2 separate regions of the Homo sapiens genome follow, and region 2 is linked to region 1. Evidence: read pairs that join two places in POLR2A ChIA-PET (ENCODE). Cell type or tissue: Panc1. All regions are shown on one strand. Links, peaks and the distances in the headings refer to the core of each region. The heading gives the core; the rest is flanking DNA. Region 1 holds the start of MIR554 (microRNA 554). Region 2 has its middle 19 kb from the start of POGZ.

Region 1 (12,375 bases), core at 2,254-10,253:
TTTTTAAATAACAAAGTTATAGAAATGGGAAAAGGACTGGTGGTTACTAGGAGTTAAGAAGAAAGTGGGGGGGAGGAGGGAAATGAGTGTGGCTCTCAAAGGGCAACATGAGGGGTGCTTTTGGTGATGGAAATGTTCCATAGCTTGACTGTATCAATGCCAATATCCTGGTTGTGATAGAGTACCACAGTTTTGCAAGATGTTACCACTGGAAAAAATGGAATAAAGGATATGGGGGAATTCTATTATTTCTTATAACTGCATGTGAATCTATAATTATCTTTTTTTTTTTTTTTTTTTTGAGACGGAGTCTCACCTTGTCACCCAGGCTGGAGTGCAATGGCACCATCTCAGCTCACTGCAACCTCTGCCTCCTGGGTTCAAACGATTCTCCTGCCTCAGCTTCCCAAGTAGCTGGGACTATAGGCACCCACCACAACGTCCGGCTAATTTTTGTATTTTTAGTAGAGAAGGGGTTTCACCATGTTGGCCAGGTTGGTCTCAAACTCCTGACCTCGTGATCTGCCTGCCTCGGCCTCCCAAAGTGCTTGGATTACAGGTGTGAGCCACCATGCCCGACCTATAATTATCTTTTTTGTTAAAAAAAAAAAAAAGGAATTAATATTCCTTCAAGTACTTGCAGGGACAAAAAGAATATACTGAAGAAAATAAGCATTTATAATCCTGCCACCCAGAAACAGCCACTATTAAAATGTTAGTGTATGCCTTATAATTTTTTTTTTTTTTTTGAGAGGGAGTCTCATTCTGTTACCCAGGCTGGAATGCAATGGCACAATCTTGGCTCACCACACCCTCTGACTCCCCAGTTCAAGCAATCCTCCTACCTCAGCCTCCTGAGTAGCTGGGATTACAGGTGTGCACCACCATAGCTGGCTAAGTTTTTGTATTTTTGATAGAGACATGGTTTCGCCATGTTGCCCAGGCTGGTCTTGAACTCCTGACCTCATGTGATCCACCCGCCTCGGCCTCCCAAAGTGCTGGGATTACAGGAGTGAGCCACCATGCCCGGCCTTAAAATTTAGAACTTTTATTCATCAAAAGACACTGCTAAGAGGGCTGGTGTGGTGGCTCACACCTGTAACCCCAGCACTTTGGGAGGCCGAGGTGGGTGGATCACCTGAGGTCAGGAGTTCAAGACCAGCCTGGCCAACATGCTGAAACCCTGTCTCTACTGAAAATACAAAAATTACCCAGGAGTGGTGGCACATGCCTGTAGTCCCAGCTACTCAGGAGGCTGAGGCAGGAGGATCGCTTGAACTCTGGAGGCAGAGGTTGCAGTGAGCCAAGACTGTGCTATTGCACTCCAGTCTGGGCAACGGAGTGAGACTCTGTCTCAAAAAAAAAAAAAAAAAAAAAAAAAAGGGGGCCGGGCACAGTGGTTCACAGTCCCAGCACTTTGGGGAGGCCAAGGTAGGTAGATCACGAGGTCAGGAGTTCGAGACCAGCCTGGCCAACATGTTGAAACCCCATCTCTACTAAAAATACAAAAATTAGCCGGGTGTGGTAGCACGTGCCTGTAGTCCCAGCTACTCAGGAGGCTGAGACGGGAGAATTGCCTGAACCCGGGAGGCAGAGGTTGCAGTGAGCCAAGATCGTGCCACTGCACTCCGACCTGGGCAACAGAGCAAGACTCTGTCTCAATAACAATAAAATAAAATTTAAAAAAACACTGCATGGCAACCCACAGAGCAAAAGAAATTCACTATATGTATATCTGACAAAAGATGTCCAGAATATATAAAGAATTCCTACTAAACAAAATGATTAACATGGGATCCTGGACTGAATCCTGGATCAGAAAAAAGATATTAGTGGAAAAAGTGGTGAAACCCAGATAGTCTACAACTTTGTTAACAGCATTGTACCAACATTAATTTCTTTATATGACAAACGTGCCATGGTGACATAAGATGTTAACATTGTGGGAAAACTGGATGAAGGGTATATAAGAGTTCTCTGTACTACTTTGCAACTTTTCTGTAAATTTAAAATTATTTCAAAATAAAATGTTTACTTAAAGAAAGAAAGGGAGACAGCCAGCCAGACATGCAGCCCAATAGAAAAACAGGCAGAAGATGCCAACAGACACATCATTGTGAGGATACCCAAACAGTCATTAAACATATGACAAGGGGTTCAACTTCATTAGGCATTATCAAAGAGCTGGAAAGTAAAACCACAAAACAATGCCACAAAATACCTATCAGAATGACTAACATGAAATGGATAAAAAAAAAATACGAAGTGTTCAGCAGATGTGGAACAACCGACACTCTGAGACACTGATGCTGGGATTGCGCAGCAACACAATCGCTGGAAAATTCAGAAGCATGGACCAAAGATAAACACAAAAGTACTCTAAGGCACAGCAATTCCACCACTAGTTACTCTACCCAACAGAAATGCAAATGTAGGATCTCAGAATATGATACCCCAAAATGAAGACCTCGGAAGAAAAAAGTTTTCTCTGACTTTCTCCTGACCTCTTTTCTGGCCTTTCATTCCTCCCCTCCCCATCCCGGGGCTAGCCATAGAAACTAGAATCCCTCTTCTCAAGGTGGGTCATAGAAACCAGAACCCCTTTTCCCCAAAGCCAGCCATAAAACCTAAAAATATTACTCTGACTTTCCACCTCTCTTTCTATTAAAAGCTAGCTATAAAGAAATTATCTGGCCGGGTGCAGTGGCTCATGCCTGTAATCTCAGCACTTTGGGAGGCGTGGGCAGATCACGAGGTCAGGAGTTCGAGACCAGCCTGGCCAACATGGCGAAACCCCATCTCTACTACAAATAGAAAAATTAGCCAGGCGTGGTGTCAGGTGCCTGTAGTCCCAGCTACTCAGGAGGCTGAGGCAGGAGAATTGCTTGAACCTGGGAGGTGGAGGTTGCTGTGAGCCAAGATCGTGCCACTGCACTCCAGCCTGGGGACAAGAGCAAGACTCCATCTAAAAAAAAAAAAATTATCTGACCCACCTTGCTTGATCTGAAGTCATAAGACCCCCATTCCAGAGAGGGCCCTGTCTCACACCTGGAAGGAATGCTTAGAGAGGTCAAGAAGAATCTAGACAGACAGGCCTTGCTGGGTTTCCCCATTTAGTCTCTCAGCATTAGATCATACCCTTTTTGTCCAATCATATTTCTACACAGCTGCCTATACTTTTTCAAATCTAAGAATGGACTGCTTCTGATTCAGTAAGGCTAGCTTTTAAAAAATAATAAAAATTGAAAATTTAAAAATAATGGACGTTTTCCTCTGTATATTTGGGTCTTCATTCAGAAGGTTCCTATGTCACCTAAAACTATGATCAAATAAATCTGTATGCCTTTTTTTTTTTTTTTTTTTTTTTTTTGAGACAGAGTCCCTCTCGCTCTGTCGGCCAGGCTGGAGTGCAGTGGCACGATCTCGGCTCACTGCAACCTCCACCTCCCGGGCTCAAGCAATTCTCCTGCCTCAGCCTCCCAAGTAGCTGGGATTACCGGCGTGTCCCACCACACCCAGCTAATTTTTGTATTTTTAGTAGAGATGGGGTTTCACCATGTTGGGCAGGCTGCTCTCGAACTCCTGACCTCAGGTAATCCACCCGCCTCGGCTTCCCAAAGTGCTGGGATTAAAGGCGTGAGCCACCGCGCCCGGGCCTTTTTCCCTATTTTCTTTTGTCAGTGATTTTCAGCAAAACTTCCGAGGGTGAAGGAGAGGCTTTCCCTTTGCCCTGGCACATACATATGTTTCCCATAAAAGCATGTATACTAGAAAGTTCACAGTAGCATTTTTCAAAATAGCCTCAAACCAGAAATTACCCACATGTTCAGCAAGAGTAGAATAAATTGTAATATATTCATACAATGGAACTTTGTACAACAATGAAAAAGAATGAAGCACTGTACATGCAACATCAGTAAATCTCACAAAGATGTTAAGCAAAAGAATCCAGACACAAAAGTATACTGTATGATTCCACTTATATAAAAAGCACAAAAATAAGCAAAACTAATATAATTTGCACTTTAGAAGTCAGGATAGTGGTTACCCTTGAGGTGGAGGTAGGTGGTAATTAGAAGGGGACATGAGGGGGCTTCTGCAGTGCCCGTAATGATTTGTTTCTTGATCTGGGTGCTGCTCACAGGAATGTGTCTAGTTTGTGAAAATTACTTGACTGGACATTTGTGATGTACATATTTTTCTGTATATATGTTACTATTAAATGTTTTTAAAAACAAAAAGTCAAAAACTCCTTATTATGGTATTAGAGTCCCCTTATGATCAGGACCATCACAGTTTATACCACATAAAATGTTTTGACTCCCTCCAGTACCCCAATGTACCCTGCACTCTATCCCCAACTTTTTCCTGATCCAATTGTAGAAGGCATCCAAAGCCAAGTCTGTTTCTGCTAACGGGTCTTCCAGTGCAATACGTGCTCCCACCTCCCCAGAGGTGCGCATGTTGCTTTCTCCGACCGGGGTATCCTCTCCTCCCTTGCCTCCTTGGAGAATTCCTGCTCAGCCTTCAAGGTATCTCCTCTCTGAGGGTCCGACCCTTATCCCAGCACTCCTCCCTCAGTCAGAGCACCTACTGCAACCTACATATCCTGCACTTTAACAAGGAGCCCATTCTTTTGTAACAATTCATTCATCTCCCCCGAGAAAATCATAAGCTCCTTGAAGACATGGATAGCTTATTTAGTACAATGGCTGGCCTAGAATAGGTTCTCAAAAAAATATGTTGTTGCATGAGTTCCAGGTGATATGTTCAGGGATTTTCCCAATTCCCTTTGAGAAACTCCAGCTCTTCAGTTTAGAGAAGCAGTATGGAATACTAGAAAAAGCAGACACAGAAAAGTAGCAGAGGAAGGTCAAGGAAAAACTGAGCAAAGACTAAGAAGGCAACTCTAAAAAGAAATAACAAGTGGCTAATGGAATAGGAAAGATGCTCAACCTCACCAGTAAAGGAAAAGGCAAATTAAAATGCTAATGAGCTATTTTGGGGGGATTTCATTACACTTATAGAAATATAAAGATAAGACATGTAGAAATATGTTCACAGTAGCATTGCATGCAATGGCAAAATACCAGAAACCACCCAGATGGCCCACTGACAAGAAAACAAATTTTTAAATTATATATTATTTTTGAGACAGGGTCTCACTGTGTTACCCAGGCGGGAGTGCAGTGGCATGATCATGCCTCACTGCAGCCTTGACCTCCCAGGCTCAATTGATCCTCTCATCTCAGCTTCCTAAGCAGCTGGACTACAGGCGTGCACCACCGTGCCTGGCTAATTAGAAAATGAATGAATAAACCCTGACATATTAGTACAATGAACTACTATTCAGCTGTGAAAATAAATGAACTATGAAACATGCATTGACATGAATAAATCTCAAAATAAGTGTTAAGTGAAAAAGCAAGCTGGGGCCAGGTGTGGTGGCTCACGCCTGTAATCCCAGCACTTTGGAAGGCCGAGGCAGGCAGATCACTTGAGGTCTGGAGTTTGAGACCAACCTGGTCAACATGGTGAAACCCCGTCTCCACTGAAAATATAAAAATTAGCTGGGCCTGGTGGTGCATGCTTGTAATCCCAGCTACTCGGGAAACTGAGGTGGGAGAATCGCTTAAACCCAAGGGGCGGAGGCTGCAGTGAGCCAAGATCACGCCATTGCACTCCAGCCTGGGTGACAGAGTGAGACTCTGTCTCAAAAAAACAAACAAACGAAAAAACTATTTGGGCCAGGCACAGTGGCTCACGCCTATAATCCCAGAACTTTGGGAGGCCAAAGCAGGTGGATCACCAGAGGTCAGGAGTTCAAGGCCAGCCTGGCCAACATGGTGAAACCCCGTCTCTACTAAAAATACAAAACACTGGCCAGGTGTGGTGGTGGGCACCTGTAATCCCAGTTGCCTGGGAGGCTGAGGCAGGAGAATCGCTTGAACCTGGGAGGCAGAGGCCCCAGGGAGATAAGGAGAGAGGTGCAGTGAGCCCTGTGACACTCCTATAATAAAACATATAAAGAGAAGGAAAGAAAAAGTACTAAACTTGGCTAGGCATGTTGGCTCACGCCTGTAATCCCAGCACTTTGGGAGGCCCAGGAGGGCAGATCACCTGAGTCCAGGAGTTTGAGACCAGCCTGGGCAACATAATGAGACCCTGTCTCTACAAAAAGTACAAAAATTAGCCTGGTGTGGTGGTGCACACCTGCAGTCCCAGCTACTAGGGAAGCTGAGGTGAGAGGATCAATTGAGCTCATAAGGTCAAGGCGGCAGTGAGCCAAGACTGTGCCATGCACTCCAACCCAGGTGACAGAGCGAGACTCTGTTTCAAAACAAAGTACTAAACTTGAAGTCAGAGGCAGGATGTCTGAGTCCTGATTGATGACCATTAATCCTTGAGCAAATCACTTAATCTCTCTGGGCCTCAGTTTTCTGTCTGTAAAATGAGGGTGATAATTTCACAACCGACATTTTAGGAAGAGTAGATAGATGTGCAAGAATGATGTAAAAGTGATTTGCAAACCATACATCTCTTCACAAGGGTGAAGCAGCATTACTTTCCCAAGTAGCTCTGGAAAGTCTGCAAGGGAAGAGGGTGGATGAGGTAAATTGTCTAATGGAGCTGATGAAAAACTTAGGGCTCTCTCTGGCACCTCATCCTCCAGAACTGGAGAATGCATCTTAGTCAGCAAGGCCACAGACCTCGGCCTGCACCCCCAACCCAGAGTCAAGGAGCAAATCCTGGGGCTCCTCTCTGCCTGGTGCACTTAGTTGTTTTCTAGAGCAGGCTTGCATTTCCTCAGGACTATGAGCAGGCTCCAGGGAGCTTTAGGAACACCCCAAAAATATCCGGCAGGGGGGTCTCTACTGGGTACTCTAAAAGGCAAGATGAGAAGTGGAGCCTTCTTCTCTAGGGAAAAAGGAGCAGTACTAATCACAAGGTAAGCAGCCTCTAACCTCATAAACATTTTTGGGAGAAGCCCAGCTACCTCCAAATTATAGGCAGCCTCACCACTCTGTTCAAACAAATCTCCAACCCTGACTCACTCCTCAAAGCAGGGAGGGGGTAAACACATAGCTGAGGGGTTAGAGATCAAGACGCCACAGCAGAGATAAGGAGATAAACAGGGAGGCCCCAGGGAAATAAGGAGAGAGGTGCAGAGTTCTCACACCACAGGCTCATGTGAATAGGGAAAAGCCTGCGTTCCCCCAGCTCTCACTCCCCAGGTTTTACAGGGGTCACTAGGACTGGGTAGGAGTCAAGTGTAAGGTTCTTTCTAAGAGGAAGTAAAGGAAGTGGAGATTGCCCCTGAGCTGGAAACCAGCAACCTTAATTCATCTTCACCCTGTATCCCACTCTTCCCTCACTTTGCCCCTCAATCCCACCCACTTTCCCACCCCAAGTGTACATGGCCTCTCAAGCTGCTGGAGGAGCAGTCACTTCAGTTTCCCCACTTTGAAAAATGGGAGGCTGGGCACGGAGGCTCAAGCCTGTAATCCCAGCACTTTGGGAGGCCAAGGCAGGCGAATCACGAGGTTAAGAGATTGAGATCATCCTGGCCAACAGGATGAAACCCCATCTCTACTAAAAATACAAAAATTAGCTGGGCGTGGTGGCGCACGCCTGTAGCTCCAGCTACTTGGGAGGCTGAGGCAGGAGAATCACTTGAACCTGGGAGGTGGAGGCTGCAGTGAGCCAAGATTGGGCCACTGTACTCCAGCCTGGTGACAGAGCAAGACTCCGTCTCAAAAAAAAAAAAAAAAGAAAAGAAAAAGAAAAAAGAAAAGTAGGAATAGCCAGCCCCTTGTAACAATGGCACCCAAGTGATCAGGATGAAGGAAGTCCCATAAACTCAAAGAACAGAGCCGGATGGGATAGGTGGGTACCTACCCTCTCTACCCTCTCCTTGAGTGAGGCTCGCACCCGACTCAGCTCATCAGTCTCAGGTACATGGTCCTGCCTTCTGCAGTGCTGCCTAGGCCAGAGATGGCCCTTTGTGGAGTATGACACAAAGAATCACTCCCTTTCTTCCTCCCCAGATTAGCCAACAAAACAGGTGTTTGATTTTTATGTGGCTGCCTACCCAGAGGCATGGGCTGGACAGGCACTATGTAGAGGGCTCACCAGGGTTACTGTGAGGTGAAATGAGAAAAAGGATTTGAGGTGGCACCCTACATGGGGCAGCCTTTCTCATTACTTGGAGCCCTAACAAAGGAAAACACTAGGGCCTAGCAGTGACAGTGTGTCTGTAGAGGGAAGTGAGCTCCTGAACCAACTCTGAAGGAGACACCCACTTGCTAAGCCAGTCTCACTCTAGGACACCTGCCTAGCGACCAGCAAACCTGGAATGAAAGGGCAAGTTCCTCAGTGCCCCCTCTGCATCAAAGGGAGTGGCTCTGCCCTCTCTAGTCTCTGACTACCTGCTTAGTGATTTTTGCTTCTGTGCTCCCAGACCCAAGAAAACCACGTCTCTTTTCTTCCTTCATCGACTCATCCCCTTCTTACCCTATATTGTCTCCTCCACTTCCTGCCTCTGCTGGCCAGGCTTAAATCTGGGCCACCAGCCTTCCTGGCACATACCTATTTCCGCAACTGAACCTTCCCAACCCCTAGAAAACAAAGGTATTTCACAAGCCTCTGCACCTTGACCCAAAGAGGCATGCACCATAATTACTAGCAGGCAAGGAAGCTCATCCCACCTCTCTGAGCACACGTGTCTGGAACTGAAACCATCTGGGTGCACGCCCCCCTCCACCCTGGAGAACTATGGGCAAATGTTAGTGCCAAATGCCTGATGATGAGGTAACTCTCCTCGCTCAGAGGAGATCCCTCCTTCTCTGGCAAAGCCCAGCATTCCCCAAATTCCTGGCAGCCTTGGTGACATCAGAAAAATGCAGTGCTCCTGAAAGTAAGAACCTGGCAATAAATGGGAGAGATGGGATGGTGTGAGGAGAAATTTATGGGCTGAGTTTAGGACAAGTTTCATGAGTAGAAGGAACAGGCAGCCACCAAACTTGAAAGGCTCCTCTGCCCAGCAGTTTTTCCCCACACTCAGATGTCACAGAACCAGGACTTCCACATTTTAGAATACATTCAGTCCTCTGGAGTAAGCAGCAATGGCTACAGATGAATCCTCCTTTAAAATGCAAATATTCTGACCCAGCAATCCCACTCCTAGGTATTCCTCTCCAAGAGAAATGAAAATATATTTCCACACAAAAACTTGTACACCAAAGTTCGTAGCAGCATTATAAATGATAGCCAAAAAGTAGAAAGAACCCAAATGTCCACCAACATTTATCCATGACGAACACAGTTGTAATACATCTAAATAATGGAATATTATTCAGCCATAAAAAGGAATGAAGTACTGATTCACATTACAACATGGATGAACCTTGAAAACATCATTCTAATAAAAGATGCCAGTCACAAAGGATCACATACCGATGATTACATTTATATTAAATATCCACAATAGGTAAATCCATAGAGAAAAAAAGTAGACTGGTGGCTGCCTAGGGCTGAGAGAGATTGGGGGGAAATGGGGAGTGACTGCTAATGGGTCAGGATTTCTTTATAAGGTAAGGAAATGTTCTAAAATTGATTTATTGATGATTGCACAACTCTGTGAATGTACTAAAAACCACTGAGTTACATACTTTAAATGGGGTATATGAATTATATCTCAATAAAGCTGTTCATAAAAAATTATATGAAGCTCATGGTAAGGCTTCAATAAATCACAATTCTAATTTAAAAAATAAAAGAGAGTGAGGCTCTGGAAAGACTTGGCATTAAACTACTTGAGCTTCTGAGGTCCTAAAGGAATGTCACCTATTCCACAGTAAAGACAAGTCTTCAGATTGCAGCTGATAAAAAAATTCCAAGTCCACCCGGGTGTTGGAGAACCTCTCTGGCCAAGACAAATCCAAAAAAAGAAAAAGAAAAAGAGAGAGAGGATGAAAAAAATGCAAATAGTTCCCAATTAATGTAGATAAATTTTAAAATGCATTAAAGTAATGGTAAAGACAATAAAAAGATGCTGTAGAAAAAAAAAAAAAAGAAAAAAATGCAAATATTCGAAAGAAAGATAAAACTGATATATTACTTAAAGAAACCAGAGCAGCAGGGGACACCAGCTGCCTTGGTCATGAGGTCTAAAAAAGAAGAGGAAAGATGCCCAGAGAGAGATGCCAAAATATGAACCCTGACCCATCACCAGTCTAAGACCAGTACTGGCTGAGTCAGGACTAGCAAAGGTTACTCAGGTCTTCACCCTGGGTCTATCTGTAGGCCTTCCTCTCACCCCTGGGACTCTCCACTGGTTGAGGGACCTGGATCATCAAGGAAACGAGAAAGAAACAGGAATAAACAAAAGTCAGCATAATGAGGAGGAGCAAACCTTGCCCAAACCAGAGAGTTCCCAGACTCTTCCTCCATCCCTTGGCTGGTTGCTTATAGGAGGTTAAAACAGTCTAGTCTAAGCCAGTAGAAATAGAAAATAATAGCTAACCTCTGAGTACTTACCACATGCCAGGCACTGTGCTTCATATTTTATGTGTATTATCTAATTTAATCCTCACAACTACCTTATGAGAAGGGTGCAATTATTATCCCAGTTTTACAAGTGAGAAAACTAAGAATGAAGAAATTAAGTAATTTGCCTAAGTGAGCTTGGGCAAAGCAGACATCAAAGCCTGATTAGAGCCCACCTTAGTCAGATTCCCAGAGCCATGCTCTTTTTTTTGTTTGTTTGAGACGGAGTTTCACTCTTGTTGCCCAGGCTGGAGTGCAATGGCGTGATCTCGGCTCACTGCAACCGCCACCTCCTGGGTACATATGATTCTCCTGCCTCAGTCTCCCAAGTAGCTGGGATTATAGGTGCGCACCACCACACCTGGCTAATTTTGTATTTTTAGTAGAGATGGGGTTTTGCCATGTTGGTCAGGCTGGTCTCGAACTCCTGATCTCAGGTGATCCACCTGCCTCAGCCTCCCAAAGTGCTGGGATTACAGACGTGAGCCACTGCACTCAGCCCAGAGCCATGCTCTTGACCACAATGCTATTAACAGAAACTAGTTTATTACATTACCAAAAATTGTAATACAATTACACTGGGAGGATGGGAAGGAAGCATGTCAGGGGTGGGAGTATAGATTTTCCTATAATTCCTACAACAGAAGTCAATAGATGTCTAAAACTGATAAATCAATTAAAATCACTGTAAGCATATTATTTAGAAACATGGAGGTAAACACAAAACAGCTCAAAGAGTAGAAAGTGGTTACTTCCATGGAGCAGAACTTGGAGCAGGGGACTGCTATTTTCTTTTAAAAGCCTTTTGATATTATTGATACTTTGATACTTTAAAATCATGCACATATGTGATTTTAAATGTCCGAGATCACGTCGTTGCACTCCAGCCTGGGCAACAAGAGTGAAACTCCTTTGATAAAAAGTGATTTAAGAGGCCAGGCACGGTGGCTCACGCCTGTAATCCCAGTACTTTGGAAGGCCGAAGCGGGCAGATCATTTGAGGTCAGGAGTTTGAGACCAGCCTGGCCAACATGATGAAACCCCATCTCTAGTAAAAGTACAAAAATTAGCTGGGCATGGTGGCCCATGCCTGTAATCCCAGCTACTCGGGAGGCTGAGGCAGGAGAATTGCTTGAACCAGGGAGATGGAGGTTGCAGTGAGCCAAGATTGTGCCACCGCACCCCAGCCTGGGTGACAGAGTGAGACTCCATCCTCCCCCTCCCACCGCCCAAAAAAAAGGTGATTTAAGGCCAGGTGCAGTGGTGCACACCTGTAATCCCAGCACTTTGAGAGGCCGAGGCAGGAAGATTACTTTAAACCAGGAGTTCAAGACTAGCCTGGGCAACATAGTGAGAACCCATATCTACGAAAAATGAAAAATTAGCTAAACATGTTGAGTATGCCTGTGGTCCCAGCTACTTGGGAGGCTGAGGTGAAAGGATCCCTTGAGTCCAGGAGTTCAAGGCTGCAGTGAGCTATGATCACACCACTGCACTCCAGCCTGGGCAACAGAGTGAGACCCTGTCTCAAAAAAAAAAAAAAAAGTGATTTAAAGAAGGATGGAAAGAAGGAAGAGAGGGAAGGAGGGAAATGAAATCAGAGATCATCCATGGTAAAGTCTAATGTCATAGACATCTGTTCTTTTGCCACGCAGCTTCCATTCCCCTCCACTGATAACAACACTTGGGTCTTTGGAGAATCTCCTTCCATCACTGTAATCTGGGGGGGGCCTATCAGTCAAGGAACCCTGTCCTGCTCTGGACAACTGGGGGCCAAGGGACAATGGTACTCTCTCCCTGGAATCTTGAGCATAATGGTGCAGAGAC
Region 2 (12,375 bases), core at 2,795-10,794, 72 kb after region 1:
GAAACATTAAATGGAGAGCTAAAAGACTAGTGGGAATAAATCCAGTGAGGACTCACAAGTCCAAAGCAAGGAAGCATGGCAGTGCATGGAGTGCTAAGGGGGTGGTGAGGAGGTCTGCAAGACTAGGGCATGGGATGCCAATGGCACAGTGGGGAGGCGAGGCCTAGGAGGTGGCAAGGGACTAGATTGTGAATGGTCTTACAGGCTTTCTATGACAAAAGTTTAACTCAATCCTGTAAGTGATATGGAACTATTGAAGAGTAACATGGTGAGAGTCACAGGCTACATGGAGGTGGATGATGTGAAGTTAACGGTAGGGTCCCCTGTTATGAGGCTACTTTGATGCTTAAGTAGGAAATGGTAAACTAAGGCATGGTGGGGAGGATAGAAAGAAAAGCCAGAATGTGAGAGAAATGAGCACAGTAAATACAGACAACATTTGTCCTCCTGGCTTTTGCAGCCAAAGCCTTCTGGACGGTAACTAATACCAGCAGCTGGCAATCTTCTCCAGGCTGGATGAAAGTAGCATGGATATACCTCCTGCAGCTCAACCTCCCCTTGGGCACTTAGTCCTCTCTCTTCCATTTCACACATTATGCTGTGCTTGTGAGTGTGCAACCTAAGCATGCCAGAGACTTCTAGCGTTCACCAAGTTCTGTGTTCTTCTCTTTTCCCATTGCATATAGCTAGATCACATTTCCAGTTTCTGCTACAGTTAGATGTGACCATGAGATTGAGTTCTAGCAGAACAAATATGAAGGAATGTAACATATACTAGTGCTTCTCAAACCGTATGTGGTGAGGAACAAGATTTTTTTCCTTGTAATGCATTATGGGCCAACATTTTTGTAAAATACGCAAAAATTAGTTACTAGAACTACAAAATAAAATAAAATAAAATAAAGACATTAAAAAACAAAGCCCAAATTGCTTTTTCAATTTTTTTTTTTTTTTTTTTTTTTTAGACAGGGTCTTGCTCTGTCACCCAGGCTGGAGTGTAGTGGTGTGATCTCAGCTTACTGCAACCTCTGCCTCCCAGGCTTAAGCCTCTGGAGTAGCTGGGACTATAGGCATGTGCCACCATGCCTGGCTGATTTTTTTTTTTTTTTTTTTTTTGAGACAGAGTCTCGCTTTGTCACTCAGGTTGGAGTGCAATGGTGTGATCTTGGCTCATTGTTTTGTTTTTTTTTTTTTTTTTGAGACGGAGTTTCACTCTGTCACCCAGCCTGGAGTGCAGTGGCACGATCTCGGCTCACTGCAACCTCCACCCTCCGGGTTCAAATGATTCTCCTTCCTCAGCCTCCTGAGTGGCTGGGACTACAGACGCCTGCCACTGCGCCCAGCTAATTTTTTGTATTTTTTTTTAGTAGAGATGGGGGTTTCACCATCTTGGCCAGGCTGGTCTTGAACTTCTGACCTCGTGATCCGCCCGCCTCGGCCTCCCAAAGTGCTGGGATTACAGGCGTGAGCCACTGCGCCTGGCCGATCTTGACTCATCGTAACCTCTGCTTCCCGTGTTCAAGCCATTCTCCTGCCTCACCCTCCCAAGTAGCTGGGATTACAGGTGCTTGCCACCATGCCCGGCTAATTTTTGTATTTTTAGTAGAGACTGGGTTTCACCATGTTGGTCAGGCTGGTCTCTAACTTCCTGAACTCAAGCAATGCACCCGCCTCAGCCTCCCAAAGTGCTGGGATTACAGGCATGAACCACCGCGCCTGGACAGAGCCACCGCGCCCGGTCAGAGCCACCGCGCCCAGCCAAAATGTTTATATTTTTTGTAGAGATGGGGTTTTGCCATGTTGTCCAGGCTGGTCTTGAACTCCTGAGCTCAGGTGATCTGCCCTCCTTGGCCTCCCAACGTGCTAGGATTACAAGCATGAGCCACTGCACCCAACCAAGAATTTTTAGTGAAGAATTTCTGAAATTGAGACTTTGGTAGAAGAGAAATCAAGGTAGCAGGGCCCTGTCCCACTAGCCAGATGGCTTTGGTGACCAAGAAGATCTAAACTCCTGATAGTCATCTCCTATCGAGTAGTAGCAGGATACTTAGCAGTGTTGGGGTTAAACCTTCCTTGCCTTCAAGTTTGTTCTCTCCAATGTTAGCAGGCTCAACTTAGTCTTCAGTGATTTGAAATAGCATCTCTGACATCCTTTTTCAGAAACAGTAATGGGGGAAATATTTTGGACCAAGCTGAGGTACTGTCCATAGGAAAGTAAAAAATTTTTTCAGACTAAGGCAGGCCTGAATCAATTTCTTTTTTTTTTTTTTTTTTTTTTGCCCACTCCCCTTTTTTTTCTTTTTAAAGTCAGGGTCTCACCATGTTTCTCAGGCTGGCCTTGAATTCCTGGACTTAAGCAATCCTCTTGCCTCGGCCTCCCAAAGTGTTGGGATTACAGGTGTGACCCACCATGCCCATCCAATTAACTACTTTTAAATAAAATTGTAAAATGATGCTGAATTAGATAGAAACAATGTTGAAAATCCTATAATTTAGAACAGTAAAAAGTGTCTTTTGATTATCTGACTTTTTTTTTTTTTTGAGAAAGAGTCTCATTCTGTTACCCAGGCTGGAGTGCAGTGGTGCAATCTTGGCTCACTGCAACCTCCGCATCCTGGATTCAAAAGATTCTCCTGCTTTAGTCTCCCGAGTAGCTGGGATTACAGGTGCTTGTCACCATGCCCAGCTAATTTTTGTATTTTTAATAGAGACGCGGTTTTCACCATGTTGGCCAGGTTGGTCTCAAACTCCTGACCTTAGGTGATCTGCCCACCTCAGCCTCCCAAAGTGCTGGGATTACAAGCATGAGCCACCACACCTAGTCAAGATTACCTGACTTTTTAAGCTGAATGATGAAGAATCATAAACAGAGAAAAAGAAAAAAGGAAATTTAATTGACTTTTTACATTACCATAGGGAAAAAAATTACCCTGTTTACAGAGTTGGTCCTGTGGCCAGATCATATTTAAGGGAAGAGTGAGTTATTTATTTATTTATTTATTTGAGTTGGAGTCACACTCTGTCGCCCAGGCTGGAGTGCAATGATGCAATCTCGGCTCACTGCAACCTCCACCTCCGAGGTTCAAGCAATTCTCCTGCCTCAGCCTCCCGAGTAGCTGGGATTACAGGCACCCACCACCACGCCTGGCTAGTTTTTGTATTTTTAGGAGAGACAGGCTTTCACCATATTGGCCAGGCTGGTCTCTTGGCCAGGCTGGTCTCAAACTCCTGACCTTGTGATTTACCCACCTCAGCCTCCCAAAGTGCTGGGATTATAGGCATGAGCCACCATGCCCGGCGGGAAGAGTTATTTAATATAATGTTCTCTTAGTCCCTGCTTTCCAAGTTGTACTTAATTTCCAGGCCCCTTCCAAGAAAAAGGTGATGAATTTTGGGTAGGGTGGTTGCCCTCATCTCTTAAAATTGTCAATGCTGTTCTCTGTGCTGCTCCTGTCTTTTCCTCTGATTGCACTGTTTGTTAACACAGTTTGAAACATTTCATCTATCATCTTTGCCTCATTTCTGGGGGTTCTGAATCAGAGTTTTTTAGTGCTGGTTCCTGAGAACTAAAGGTCTTTTAAATTCTTGTTGTCTTCTTAATATCAGGGCATCTATTTCCTTTGTCATAAAAACTTTATGACCCTTTACCAATGGTGAGTTCAATTTTTTTTCCTTATATTCTTACAGTCCAAAGGCAGTGAGTTCAGTTTTTTTATATTTTTTTAAAATATAAAATGTTAATTATAAAAAAAAAAGAAAATTAAGCCATATATATAAAGTCTCACTCTGTCACCCAGGCTGGAGTGCAGTGGCATGATCTCAGCTCACTGCAACCTCCACCTCCTGGGTTCACTGTCTCAGCCTCTTGAGTAGCTGGGATTACAGGTGGCTACCACCATGCCCAGCTAATTTTTGTAATTTTAGTAGAGACGAGGTTTCACCATGTTGGCCAAGCTGGTCTCGAACTCCTGGCCTCAAGTGATCTGCCTTCCTCGGCCTCCTAAAGTGCTGGGATTACAGGCATGAGCCACCGCACCCAGCCCCAATTTTTAAATTTTAGATTCAACAGATAATTACTGTATCAAAATTGCTATAAAACTTTTTTTTTTTTTGAGGCGAAGTTTTGATATTGTTGCCCAGGCTGGAGTACAGTGGAGTGATCTTGGCTCACTGCAACCTGCGTCTCCTGGGTTCAAAGCGATTCTCCTGCCTCAGCCTCCTGAGTACCTGGTACTATAGGCGCACACCACCATGCCCGGCTAATTTTGTATTTTTAGTAGAGACGGGGTTTCACCATGTTGGCCAGGCTGGTCTTGAACTCCTGACCTCAAGTGATCCGCCTGCCTCGGCCTCCCAAAGTGCTGGGATTACAGGCATGAGCCACCGCGCCTGGCCCCAGATTGCTATAAAGCTTTCTAAAGGTTTACTTTCCATTTCTATTCTTATATTGTCAAGTACCAGTAACAAACTATTTGCAAACCAACACCAATCTGTGGAGCCCATTTCGACGGATATACCCTACTTCTAGGCCCATAAAATTTTCCCACATATGCTCTTCCATGCCTTTTGCATGGCAGGCCTTCATATCCTGAATTCCTGAAATAGCTGTATGGAGGAGAAGTGCCCTGCCACCCAAAGGGCAAGAAATAAATGTCTATTGTATCTGAGTCATTATTCTTTTTTCTTTTTTTAGAAACAGAGTCTTGCTCTGTCACCTAGACTGGAGTGCAGTGGCGCGATCTCAGCTCACTGTAACCTCAACCTCCTGGGTTCAAGTGATTCTCCTGCCTCAGTTTCCCGAGTAGCTGGGATTACAGGTGCCAGCCACCATGCCAGCTATTTTTTTTGGATTTTTAGTAGAGATGGGGGTTTCACCATACTGGCCAGGCTGTTCTCAAACTCCTGACCTCAAGTGATCCTCCCACCTTGGCTTCCCAAAGTGCTGGGATTACAGGCGTGAGCCACCACACCTGGGCAAGCCATTATTCTTATTTGGGTCTATGTGTTATAGCAATTAGTCTATCCTAACTAATATAACATGCTGCTACTGTTTCTTTCACAAGAGTAATTCTATTCAGAAAGAGCTCAGTAAATCTCTGAAGTGAGAGATTAAGAACAAGCTGTTGGAATGGAATGTGGTAAACAGGCTCTGGATGTTCACAGAGCAATGGTCAAAGCTAGGAAAAATGTTTCAGCGTGGGTGGCACCTTAATACTAAAGTGTTTCTGTAGTTGGTTTAAGTCTACAGAGTCTCATTTCAAGATAAGACTTCATTTGGGAAAACATTGGAAGGCTTCTCTTAGATTAAAATGGTATAGAAGAAGATGTATATGGAGCTGTCTTGTATGCAGTATCTGCTCAACAAATGTTAGTGGATTCTGAATGTGAACGCCCAAGCCTTACCGGAGGGAGGCCCTCCTTTGGGCCAGACCTGGGATGGGGGGGCGGGGGGGGTCTTTTTTCCACAGAGACATATTTTCTAGGCTAAAATCCTCCCTCATTTGTTTTGTATTGGTGCTACTGTGCCTTGGCAGCAAGAAGTCCTTCTTGAATTGTAACTTCCTTTCTTCCTTCTGTAATTTCAGGATGTCTCCTTGCTTTCAGTGGAGGTAGGAGTGCTGGCACCTGGCAGAGTTGTCTATGTCAGAGACAGAAACAGAAAGATGAGTACACAGAGGGTCATAAATCCACCTTCTCAGAACTAGAAGGAAACAGCCCATATGGCTAGATTGGCTGTTCTTTCAAGGAAGAGAACTGGTCCTCCAAAGGAAATGTGTTAAGTTAAGGAAACTGCCTGCTCTCAGCACTCCAAAAATTTATTTAATTAGGTATTTCATTTATTTATTGACCTCCACAAACACTGAATAATTAACTTGCCTCACTGCTCTACTGCCAGGAGGCAGAAATTTGCCTAAGAGAGGAAGGGCTGTGGCGAGAGCCTGGGTTCTTCTGACTTGTTTCAAATCACCACCACATGACCCTTTCTAAGTGACTGCACCATTTTCTCCCTATAAAATGTGAAGGGGATTGCTTTCCTCCTTCTGGGAAACTATATGCATTTTTCTAAAGAAGCTCTCCAACCTACAAAAAAAATTAACTGAAGACCATGCTGAAGTAAAAAGCATCTTAATTTAATCCTGATAAAAGGTCAAGTTTTTTGTTTGTTTGTTTGTTTGTTTGTTTGTTTGTTTGTTTTTGACAGAGTCTCACTCTGTCACTCAGGCTGGAGTGCAGTGGTGTGATCTTGGCTCACTGCAACCTCTGCCTCCCAGGTTCAAGTGATTCTCCTGCCTCAGCCTCCTCAGTAGCTGGGACTACAGGTGTGCACCACCACACCTGGCTAATTTTTGTATTTTTAGTGGAAACGGGTTTTCACCACGTTAGCCAGGCCAGTCTGGTCTTGAACTCCTGACCTCAAGTGATCCACCCACCTTGGCCTCCCAAAATGCTGGAATTATAGGTGTGACCCACCACACCTGGCCAAGCTCTTTTTATTATTTTTATTTTTATTTATGTATTTATTTATTTTGAAACGGAGTCTCGCTCTTGTCCCCCAGGCTGGAGTGCAATGGTGCAATCTCGGCTCACTGCAACCGCCACCTCCTGGGTTCAAGCGATTCTCCTGCCTCAGCCTCCTGAGTAGCTGGGATTACAGGCCCCTGCCACCACGCCTGGCTAATTTTTGTATTTTAAGTAGAGACAGGTTTTCACCATGTTGGCCAAGCTGGTCTCGAACTCCTGACCTCAGGTGATCCGCCCACCTCGGCCTCCCAAAGTGCTGGGATTACAGGCGTGAGCCACAGTGCCCAGTACTCTTTTGATTTTTAAATGAAGAGCTTGGAACTCAGAAGTAAATAATTAAAGAATGAATTTCTAAATCTATTTAAATTCTATATTAAAATAAACTAAAGCAGAAAGGAGAGAAAGTAAAGATGGAAGAAAAAAATGGAAAGCAAGTGAGAAGGAAGAAAGAAAAAAGAAATTCAGATGATAAGAGACTGATAGGTGATAAGAGGAAGGAGCTGGGGAGGAAAGTAAGAGGAAGAAAAAAGAGAGTGAAAGGAAGAAACGAGGAGAACTAAACTCAGTGAGCAGAACCTTTGGGCTGGGCGCTTTATGTACATCATCTCACACTTGTCCAATGTGTTCATCATATATTTAAGGTTTTAAACAGAGGAATGACATGATCTGATGGGCGTTTTTAAAAGCTCACTTTATCTGCAAACAGGGGCAGGGATAGATGCAGGTAGACAATTTCGGAAGCTGTTGTGCAAGTCTAGGAGAGAGATAATCTGGCTTAGATTAGAGTCGTGGCAGGCAGGATGCAGAGAAGCAGAGAGAATTATGAGATTTTAGGAGGAAAAACTGGAGGAACTAAGCCCCTTTTCTATGCTTTCATTGTATGATGAGTGTACTTTTCTCATCATAGCCTTTATTACATTTAATTAAAATTATCTAGTCTGGGTAACATGATGAAAACCTATCTCTATAAAAATTAGTTGGACATGGTGGTACCCACCTGTAGTCCCAGCTGCTGGGGTGGGGAGTTGGGGAGGTTAGCTGGGAGGATCGCTTGAGCCCAGGGGGTGGAGGCTGCACTGAGCCTCTGCACTCCGGCCTGGGAGAGTGAGAATTTGTCTCAAAAAAAAAAGAAAAATAGAAAAAGAAAAGAAATTATCTGTTTACCTGTTTACAAATTACACATCTGTATTTCTCTCTAGACATGGACTGCCCAGTATGGTAACCATTAATCACATGTAGTTTTTTAGTACCTGAAATGTGGCTAGTGCAATGTGAGATTTGCTGTAAGTAAATTCGAGAAACTTAATTCAAAACGAAGAATGTAAAATAATTTGTTAATAATTTCTAGTGGCTCATGCCTGTAATCCCTGCACTTCAGGAGACCAAGGCGGGTGGATCGCGTGAGCCCAGGAGTTGGAGACCAGCCTGGGCAACATGGGAAATCCTGTCTCTACAAAAAAATACAAAAAATTAGCTGGTGGCAAATGCCTGTGGTCTCAGCTACTCACGAGGCTGAGGTGGGAGGAGCATCTGAGCCCAGAAGGTTGAGGCTGCAATGAACCATGATTGTGTCACTGCACTCCAGCCTGGGTGACAGAGTGAGACCCTGTCCCCAAAAAAAAAAAAAAAACAAAAAAAAAAAACCAATAAAAGTATATTAATTACATATTAGGATAATATTTTAGATATATTTTTAGATATATTTGGTGAAATAAAATATATTAATATTAACATTAATTTTATCAGTTTCTTTTTAATTTTTTAATGTGGCTACTAGAAAATTGTAAATTATATATGTGGCTCTCATTACATTCCTATGGAATGGCACTGTTACAGACTATAAGAACTGAGGAAACTCTAAGGCCTTGTACTCAATAAATACGCATTAAGTGAATAAATAAATTGCAATCAGCCAGGGCACATTCAATTTCTGACTACATGTATACATTAATGATATCTTTTCACTTCAATGTTGCTATTTTCATAAAACAGAATGTACTTTCTGTACCAGCTAGACTCAAACATTCCCCAAAATCTGGCCAAAAATTTTAGAGTACTTCCACAATTCATCTACAAATGTCTCTACAGGGATATTTGTTTTCTTATAGGTATAGTCACTTTCAGCTAAGTTACTTGCTCTAGAAATGGCGTGGCATAGATATAGCATGATAACTGAGAACCATCTTAAGGCATGCATTCTAAAAGCAACAGCTAAAACGTGAAACAATACCTACACATCAAAATCAGTGAAGCTCTTCCAAAATTGTGACTTCATTTTCACCAAGTAGTTCAGCACCTTGTGAAAGTCTGTGCTTCTACTGAGCTCATGGTGCTTAAGCAAAAGGAAATGAGTCCAGTGCCTGGCTGACTCAGTTGTCATGGCCAGTTCTCATCTGAACACCTGCATGTCTTAGAACACATCAGCACTGCTCTTGTATTACTCCCCAGCAGTTTCACATATACTGTGCTCAGCTATCACATCATATCAGTAAGAAAGTACACTCTTAGAGTCAGTAGGGGTCTGGCATGTTGTATCTCTCAGAACCCTGTTAATTAATTCTCTAAAGTCTTCAATCTAAGGAAACAGCTCAGTAAATCTCTTCAACAAGTTTCCACCATTTAGCTGTCTGACAGCATTAAAATAAACTAGATCTTCATGTTCTGCTTCAGCCTTTTCCAAACATACTAAAAACTGAATATGGCCAAGGGCAGACACACAAGAAACCCAGTCTCAATGCCTCCATCAAATCATGTGATTTGCAGAGCTCCCAGCACACATTTTCCTAATGAATGATGTAATGGAAGCTGGGGCCCCCTAATCGCTTTTGACGTGAATAACTTGAATAACATGCAGAAATCTTTCTTCCCGTGATCTGTGTCAAGTGAGCTTAGCTTTTCCATACTTAGACAAACTTCTCAAGTTCCATCTTGACAAGAGGTTAGGCCCTACTAGCTAATTAGGCACACTTTTTCCCCTGAAAATTTTAAGTGGTCCACAATCCAAGGTCAAGGGAGCCTGCATCTGGTAAAAGGGCTGCAGGAGGGACACTTCCACACAAAGCTTCACTGATGAAATGAAATCACTGTGCTAGTGTCCCCATCCTGGTCTTTTCTCTGTGTATATCACAGTATGGGCATGGCACCTTCATTCATTCAACCAATATTTCTTAGTGTTAGCCATGTGCAAAGCCCTTTGGAAGATACCAAGATAAATAATACTAACAGCTATCATTTAATGAGCCTCTTACATCCGAGATCCTTCTAAATGCACAACACCAAAAGATTAACTCCCTTTCGCTGAAGAATAAAACTGGGTCCCTATATTTAAGGAGTTTATATTTACAAAGATTTCTGATATATAGCATGGTACAGACTATATGTATATGAAATCCTAACTGCTGTTTGTAATGAAATTAACAAGTACATCAGATTGTTTAATTTGTAGTACTCAACAGCATTCTGATCTAAGCACTTCTCAAATGTTTGTTGACAGGGCCAACTAGGAGACAGTGACAGGTTGTTTTCTATCTACACTAGGAACACAGCAAAAAAATACTTAAAATGCATGCGCAATAAAGCAAAATTTCCTAAATCTTAATAAAGAGAAGCTCGTAAATTACTTGCCACTGAAATTTTTTAAATAATCTGAATTAAACCTGGGCTGAGCTAGGTATAATTTTACCCACTTGAAGCAGGGACATGTATTAGAATGAAGTAAAACAAAAACTCCACGTCATCACCTACAGAAATGTTCATCATGCACCACGGTGATGTTTTGGGGAGTAGGCCTCCATTTGGCAAAATTACTAGCACACCAAAATCTTATTCTGGTGTCAAGTGAGACCAGCAGCCAGAGCCTAGGAGCCTGATGTTGGGCCCTGTTAAAATGTTATTTACATCTAAATTAATTTGAGAGAGAAAAAGAAAGTAGGAAAAACTATATTTTAAATATCACATTTTTTTTTCCTCCACTTCATTTTCTGCACTCCTACTATGGCTCCCTTAACTCAGTCTGAGGCCAAGAGATTATGATGACAAAAGAGAAATGATCAATAAGAAAAGGCGGCTCCTGAAAACCCAAGCCCACTCGAGGGTTCAGACCTCGAATCCCACCCTTCGGAGCCTCGCCGCTCCCTCCCGGGTTGCGGGCGCCAGCAGAGGAGCGCAGGGCGGACACTGCCCTTTTCTGGACTTCGGTGCTCTTCACCCCGCTTCCCAGTGCCTCCTGCCGCCCCGCGGCCTCCACACCCACGCGCCGCGGGCCCCCGCGCCTTCGCGGCTCCAGCTGTCCCCTCCCGGTATACCCACCCACCCGCACGTCCAACGCCCTTTTTTCCCCCCCCGAAAACTTTCTAGACGGTAGGGACTATTTTCTTCTAATGTAACCTTCCACCAAACTGGAGGGAAAAGTTACCCGAGGCCAGAGAAGGGCTGGGGACGTGGGAGGGACTCACAAGATCCCTGGTTCTAAAAACAGAGGTCTCTTTCCATGAAAGTGAGTAACTGGGCCCCCAAGCCAGAGTTTTGTTTGTTGGATTAATTGGTCAAGGTGCACGTTGAAGCTAAATATCTTAAATGGAGATTTTTAAAAAATGGATATAAAATAGACTCCACTAGACAAATGGTTCTTGTCTTCAGACCTTGCAGTTCTTTCTATTGATTCTCATGTTATCTGTCCCTCCCTACCCCGGGCTCCCACGTCATGAGGTTCACGTATAGGGAAATCCAGGTCACTTCAGTATGATGACTTCATAAACCCTAGAGGAAGAAGTCAAATCTAGAAACTGCTCTTTGAGGCAGTTTGCTGAATTCTATTCTGTATTCTGGAAAGGTAAGCTAACCTGCAGAAATAGTTAATGATTGGGATAATCCTCTAGACCTTCTTTTTCAAACTGGGTGGCAAAATCAGTTTGACAAGCAGTATTAAGAAGGAAGGAGAGGACGGAATGATGGAAGAAAGGGCTGGGCACAGTGGCCCAAGCTGTAATCCCTGCACTTTGGGAGGCCGAGGCAGGGGGAACACTTGAGGCCCCAGGTTGGAGACCAGACTGGGCAACATAGGGAGATCCCATCTCTACAAATAAAAATAAAACTAGCCGGGTGTGGTGGTGCACTTCTGTGGTCCCAGCTACTCCAGAGGCTGAGGCAGGAGGATTGCATGAGCCCAGGAGTTCAAGGCTGCAGTGAGCCATGTTTTATAAGCCACTGCACTCCAGCTTGGGCAACGGAGCAAGACACTGTCTCAAAAAAAAAAAAAAAAAAAAAAGAGGTGTAATAAAAGAGAATAGAAAGCTATCACATAGTGAATATCAGTAGTCTTTCATACAATCTGAATCATGAAAAGTACTGTGTGTTTGTGTGTAGCCAGTCAAGATGTAGAATATGCTTTTTACTGTGGGTGGCTGTCAAAAAATGTTTAAAAACCACTGTGCTAGACAGTGGAACTTTTTAAGGATGCTTAGATTGGAAAGGTTGAAAAGTCATCTAATTTATTCCTCTATACTTAGACAGTATTTCATTTTAAGAATAGTACAGACTTTAATTACCTTTCTTGCTTATCATCTCATCTCAACATTTCCTACTAATGATTTGTGAATAATTTGTCTCTTTAAAGCTATTATTTCAGTAAAGAAAGCTATAACTTTCTTTACTGAAAGAAAGTTATACAAAGGCAATTCTGCCAAGTTCCCTTTTTTTCTATGGCTCTTCTATCCTGTCCCCTGGGCAGTGGACATATTACAAATGTGCCTGAAAGATCTGTCTCCAGTGGAGTCCCAGAGAAATCTGAGTTGCTGGAATATCATGTCATCAGATACCCCCATGGATCTATTTTACTTTATTTTAAAATTTGAA

The links. Peaks named below come from ENCODE experiments on the same cell type or tissue, not always from the same donor. Only the 100,000 strongest peaks of a DNase experiment are listed, where the experiment ranks them.
Region 2: POLR2A ChIA-PET joins it to region 1 with 11 read pairs; 10 of 35 experiments call an interaction of 5 or more read pairs at or near these places.

What each region holds. Positions count from the first base shown.
Region 1 is chr1:151,543,703-151,556,077 of GRCh38, reverse strand. The region is part of intron 1 of TUFT1 (tuftelin 1); the gene reads right to left. It overlaps MIR554 (microRNA 554), which reads right to left and starts at 10,282; the gene lies at 10,187-10,282. RefSeq lists an enhancer at 8,632-9,150. In Panc1, for the core only: no CTCF peak of the experiment used is centred there; DNase peaks (open chromatin) are centred at 7,064 and 8,888; H3K4me3 peaks cover 1,486 bases; H3K27ac peaks cover 6,394 bases.
Region 2 is chr1:151,471,902-151,484,276 of GRCh38, reverse strand. No RefSeq gene overlaps it. Among named protein-coding and RNA genes, the nearest start is that of POGZ, 19 kb to the right of the region's middle. In Panc1, for the core only: no CTCF peak of the experiment used is centred there; a DNase peak (open chromatin) is centred at 10,664; H3K4me3 peaks cover 544 bases; H3K27ac peaks cover 653 bases.